Regions from separate parts of the Homo sapiens genome. Here region 2 is linked to region 1. A link is a loop called in an ENCODE intact Hi-C map of the cell type or tissue named here. Cell type or tissue: mammary epithelial cell. All regions are shown on one strand.

What was found. Hi-C counts contacts between places; a loop is a spot of excess contacts. Peaks named below come from ENCODE experiments on the same cell type or tissue, not always from the same donor. Only the 100,000 strongest peaks of a DNase experiment are listed, where the experiment ranks them.
Region 2: a loop joins it to region 1, with 13 times the contacts of the local background. A loop is called at or near these places in 3 of 110 quality-filtered maps.

Annotation. Positions count from the first base shown.
Region 1 is chr15:93,973,831-93,976,330 of GRCh38, reverse strand. All of the region lies in intron 2 of LINC01580 (long intergenic non-protein coding RNA 1580), which reads right to left. It overlaps LINC01581 (long intergenic non-protein coding RNA 1581), which reads left to right. Exons shown (of 9, transcript NR_120320.1): 5 at 925-1,335. Among named protein-coding and RNA genes, the nearest start is that of LINC01580, 74 kb to the right of the region's middle. In mammary epithelial cell, a CTCF peak has its summit at 1,061 (motif pointing right); no DNase peak of the experiment used is centred here.
Region 2 is chr15:93,565,817-93,568,316 of GRCh38, reverse strand. The region is part of intron 2 of LOC107983974 (a long non-coding RNA gene); the gene reads right to left. Among named protein-coding and RNA genes, the nearest start is that of LINC02207, 290 kb to the left of the region's middle. In mammary epithelial cell, a CTCF peak has its summit at 1,291; a DNase peak (open chromatin) is centred at 1,336; H3K27ac peaks cover 1,979 bases.

The DNA.
Region 1 (2,500 bases):
CCCTTGCATTGCCATAAAGAAATACCTGAGGCTCAGTAGTTTACAAAGAAAAGAGGTTTAATTGGCTTATGGCTCTATAGGCTGTACAGGAAGCATAGCTTCAGCATCAGCTTCTGGGGAGGCCTCAGGAAGCTTACAATCATGGCAGAAAGTGAAGTGGGTGCAAGCACTTCACAAGGTGAAGCAGGAGCAAGCAAGAGAGAGAGGAATGTGCCACATACTCTTAAATAACCAGATCTCATTAGAACTCACTCACTATCATGAAGGCAGCACCAAGAGGATGGTGCTAAATCATTCATGAGAAATCTACCCCCATGACCCGAACACCTCCCACCAAGCCCCACCTCCAACATCGGGGATTACAATTCAACATGAGATTTGAGTGGGGACAAGTATCCAAACTATTTCACTGACTCTCTAGCTTGCAGATGGCATATTTTAAGACTTCTCAGCTTCCATAACCACGTGAGCCTATTCTCATAATAAATCTCTTATATCTTTCTATGTATGTATGCATCTATGAATCTATGTATCTATATATGTATGTACATATTTATCTAATCTATCATCTATCTATCCTATTTTTCTCTGTTTCTCTGGAGAACCCTGACTAAAATAAATACCTAGAATAATTCAGAATTAAATTTTGTTGTATAATTCACTGAGATTTGGGGGTGGTATGATTTTTCAGCATACCTTAGTCCATTCCAACTGATACTCTTGCAACTGCTAATGTGTTTGGGAGTATCTGAAAAACTCTTTTACATTTTCAAAGCTATACCTGATTAGTGGCAAACTCCAAGGACTCAGCAGCAGATTGATAAAGGAGGCAAAGAGATGTTCTATCTTGACAATTACATCTTTATTCCTGGATTAAAGACCCTCTTACTCACCCTATTTACCACCTCTTGCCTTCATCTCTAGGCAAATTGGACTGGGACTTTAGGCTGGCTTTCTTCCATAAAGCTCTTTCAAGATGGTCTCCTCCGGGAAGAGTCTCCACAACGAAAGCTGGAAAAGGTTTCCTTAACTCCAGACAGATGAGCTCAGAGAACCACAAGAGGGCAGGTGTTCCCTAAATCAGATCTGATGGCTGCCTGGTTCAGACATTGGACTTTAAATTTAAATACTAGTTCAAGACTAACCCTTATTTTCAGTAAAGACAACATAGATGAGCACCGGGTTTGGAATAAGAAAATAACAGTTCTAATGCAGAGATGAGTCTTTGATAAGACTGGATGAACTCAAGGATTTGAAACAGTTTTCTGGGGATCCTTAGAGGCGCCAAGGAAATAACTGAGAAGGCAAGGGGAAGCCCGAACAGAGAGAGTGCAGGTCTGCATCTCAGCTTCCCAGTGCTTCTCGGCTTTATTGTCAACTATTGTGCTTCTCAGGAAGATATTGGTTAAGAGAGGTTTATTTAGCTCTAATCATTTATGACTTAATTATTTTACCCTTACAAGTGAAAAGCTTGTATCTGACCCTGAGCCACCATTTTTTCACCCATTTTTTTGAGGGGGAGGAGACAGAAACATGGCTTTTTAAAATCAGAATCTATCTGGGTTTGAATCTCAATTTTACTTTGGTTAAATGACTTTGGGTAAATTAAGACCCACTAAATCTCAACATGCTAGAAAATCTAATCACCCCATAACTAAAACTCTGCCAAAATATCTATTGCTTGTAATTGTGGAAAGGGATTTCCAAAGGGGTTCTATGTATATTAAAAATTAATATCCCATTACATATATTTATGCAAATGTATATATAATGGGATATTAATTTATAATATATATAGAACTCATTTGGAAATCACTTATATATAAAATATATAATATATATTATAATAGGATATATTTTATATTATATAATATATATGGGAATATATATGGGATAATGGGATATATATTATATATTATAAAAAATATATATTATAATGGGATACATTATATATTATAAAATATAATATATAATGGGATATTAATACATATAATGGGATATTAGAGATAGATGTTTTAGTAAGGAAAACAACTGAGACTTTGAAATGGGCTCAGAACAAAAAGTGAGTGACTATCCTGTCTAGCTCATCCATCTCTTGTTCATAGAAATGCAAATCAATTGTGACTGGTGGAATGCAACCAATTATTGCCTCATGGATAGACCATCAATTTGTAAATTCATTTCAGATTCCTAATTTCCTACATATGCCTCTGCTTTTTATACCAATTATAACATTTACCCGTTCTCTTATTAATTAATAAGCTAATAAAGTCTTTGATACCTGTTCATTTTATATCTATATAAAATTCACAATTATACCATGTCTTAAAAATTATCTTAATAGTTTCAAAGACATCTTACTCTTCTAGCTTTGACCAGAAAAATGAGGAAATGAAGAGAGAGAGAAAGTACATTATATTTTTATAAGGTTTTTGACTCCAAAGAGACATCCCAAATTGCCATTTTCATGTTTCCAACTCTAACGAGTATATAAACCCTG
Region 2 (2,500 bases), 410 kb after region 1:
AAACTGGGTCATTTATAAAGGAAAGAGGTTTAATTGACTCACAGTTCCACATGGCTTGGGAGGCCTGAGGAAACTTTACAATCATAGTTAAGGCGAAGGGGAAGCAAGGACTTTCTTCACATGATGGCAGGAGAGAGAAGTGACAGCAAATTGGGGAAAGCCCCTTATAAAACCATCAAATCTCATGAGAACTCACCATCGCAAGGACAGCAGAGGGGAAGCCACCTCCTTGATCCAATCACCTCTCTCTCTCGACATGTGGGGATTACAATTCAAGATGAGATTTGGGTGAGGACACAGAGCCAAACCATATCAGAGCCTTTACATCAATAAATGAAAAATAAATTTGATAATATTTCAAATATTATTGATATTATTCACCACGATGCTTATCAATCTTTGTTTGAATAAAGCCATATTTTATTATGAATACTCAAGAAATTAAGATTAGAAAATAAAAAAAAGTAGAATGGGAAACGGAAGTGAGCAGGCAACTTCTGCCATTTCCATCTGCACACCTTGATTTATTGCATCCTGATTTATTAATGGCATTTTTCTTGGTTCAAATTTTTCACACTAATGAATAACCATATATATCTATTCTTAAATATGCAAGTATTTCTATAACTATTAGAAGTAGAATTGCTGGATCAAAGGGGCAAGTGCATGTAAACTTTAAATAGATGATGGCTTTTTTTCCATCCAAATAAGTTATACTAAAAAGCAGATTTCCCAGGGACAATCACAGCTACTTAAGCTCCCGAGATTGAACCAGCAGGAGAGCAGCAGGAAAATAGATATTTTGAAAAAGTTCTTGAGATATTTGTGTTGGGTTTTCATGAAGGTCAGAAAGCCCTTTCGCTCCCAGGTGGCCTGGTGAGACTGGCATCTCATCTGCAGAAGGAGTGCATTTGTAGGCCCAACTTTTATCTTCTGGGTCTGCATGTACACGTTGCACCTGGCCCTCCATTCAGAACAGCATGCTGAGGCTCTCCCGTTGACACAACTATTGAAGGTAGAAACTTTCTAAGCCAGGCCTTTCAGACTTGGCTCCTTTAAATAAGGAACTGAGCAGAATGGGCTGTGACCAGTGATGTCATCCAAGGCAAATGATTCTTTGATACACACAGATAAATGTCTCCTTAGAAACATGCCCCTTGGAAAAGCAAAAACCAGCCTCCAGTTGAGGCATGTGCACAGTCAGCATGAGTTACAGGAACAGGGACAGTAAATTCATTTCTTTACTTACCACCTACTGAGTCAGGCTTACAGAGAGCCCTGGATTAACAAGCACTGTATGGCCAACAGAGGGCTTTTATGCTGCAAGATAAACATGTGCTTTCTCAGGTTATAGCATGTTCAGGATATCCTCCCAGTTCAGGGAACTCACTCAGCAAGGATTTGCCACTTCCTGTTGACTCAGGGGACCACTCCAACATACTTAGACTGATGACGACCTCATTGCACCCAGAGGAAGACAGGATCACGTGTAAGGGTGAAACAGGGCTGGGAATGACCACACCCTGTACAACGGCAATAGTGTTTTCTCTGGTTGAGAGCAAAGACATCAGAGCCAATAAGGGAGGCTACAAATTTCCACCTCTTGAATTCAACCCAATCCAGCCAGTGGAGCAAGCTGGTGTGTGTGTTGGGGGACGGAGGGGCGGGGAGGGGTGGTGGTGTATGTTGAGAATAAAAAAAATGCAAAAATAGTCCCAGTGATGACTTTGACTCTCCTTTAATCCCATACCCAGGTACTTACTTCCTTGGATTTCCTCCATCCACACATCTACTAACCTAGTTCAGTCTGCCCTGCCCAATATGGAAGCCACTAGTAACATGAGGCTATGTAAATTTAAATGGATTAAAATTAAGTAGAATTTAAAATTGTATTCTTCAGTCATACTGACCATATTTTGAATACTCAACAGCCACTTGTCGCCCATGGCTATGATAATGGACAGCACAAATACAGAACATGCCCATCGCTGCAGAAGTTTCTGTCGGGCAATACTGATTTCCTGAGACCTTATGTATTTTGGTCTCTATGGTAGGCTCTGTCTTCTAGAAGCATGCAGCCCAGTAGAGAGACAGACATTAACCAAGAACTCTCTCAAATAAATCAGCAATAACAGTTTGGGATAGTGCTACAAAGGAAGGTCTTGGAGAGAATACAGCATCGAGTATTTTTCTTGCCTACATGATCCCAGACAACTGCGTTGAGGAGTGAGGTTAGAGAGAAGGTCTGAAGAATCTGAAAGAATCGCTTCCCACTAGAATGTGTGTATCTGTGGCATGGTGCAGGATGGGATGGGGATAAAGGCATTCAACACGCAGACAGAAGAAGAAAGAGCAACAGAAAATAAGGGTCCAGAATGTCTCCGGGCTTTTCAGTCTCTGCTTTGTTTTCAACCTCAAACAGATTCTGCTGTCTGATTCATCCTGCCCCCTGATACATCCCCAGGCACCCAGTAGAAATAAGGTTTTACCCAAGATATTA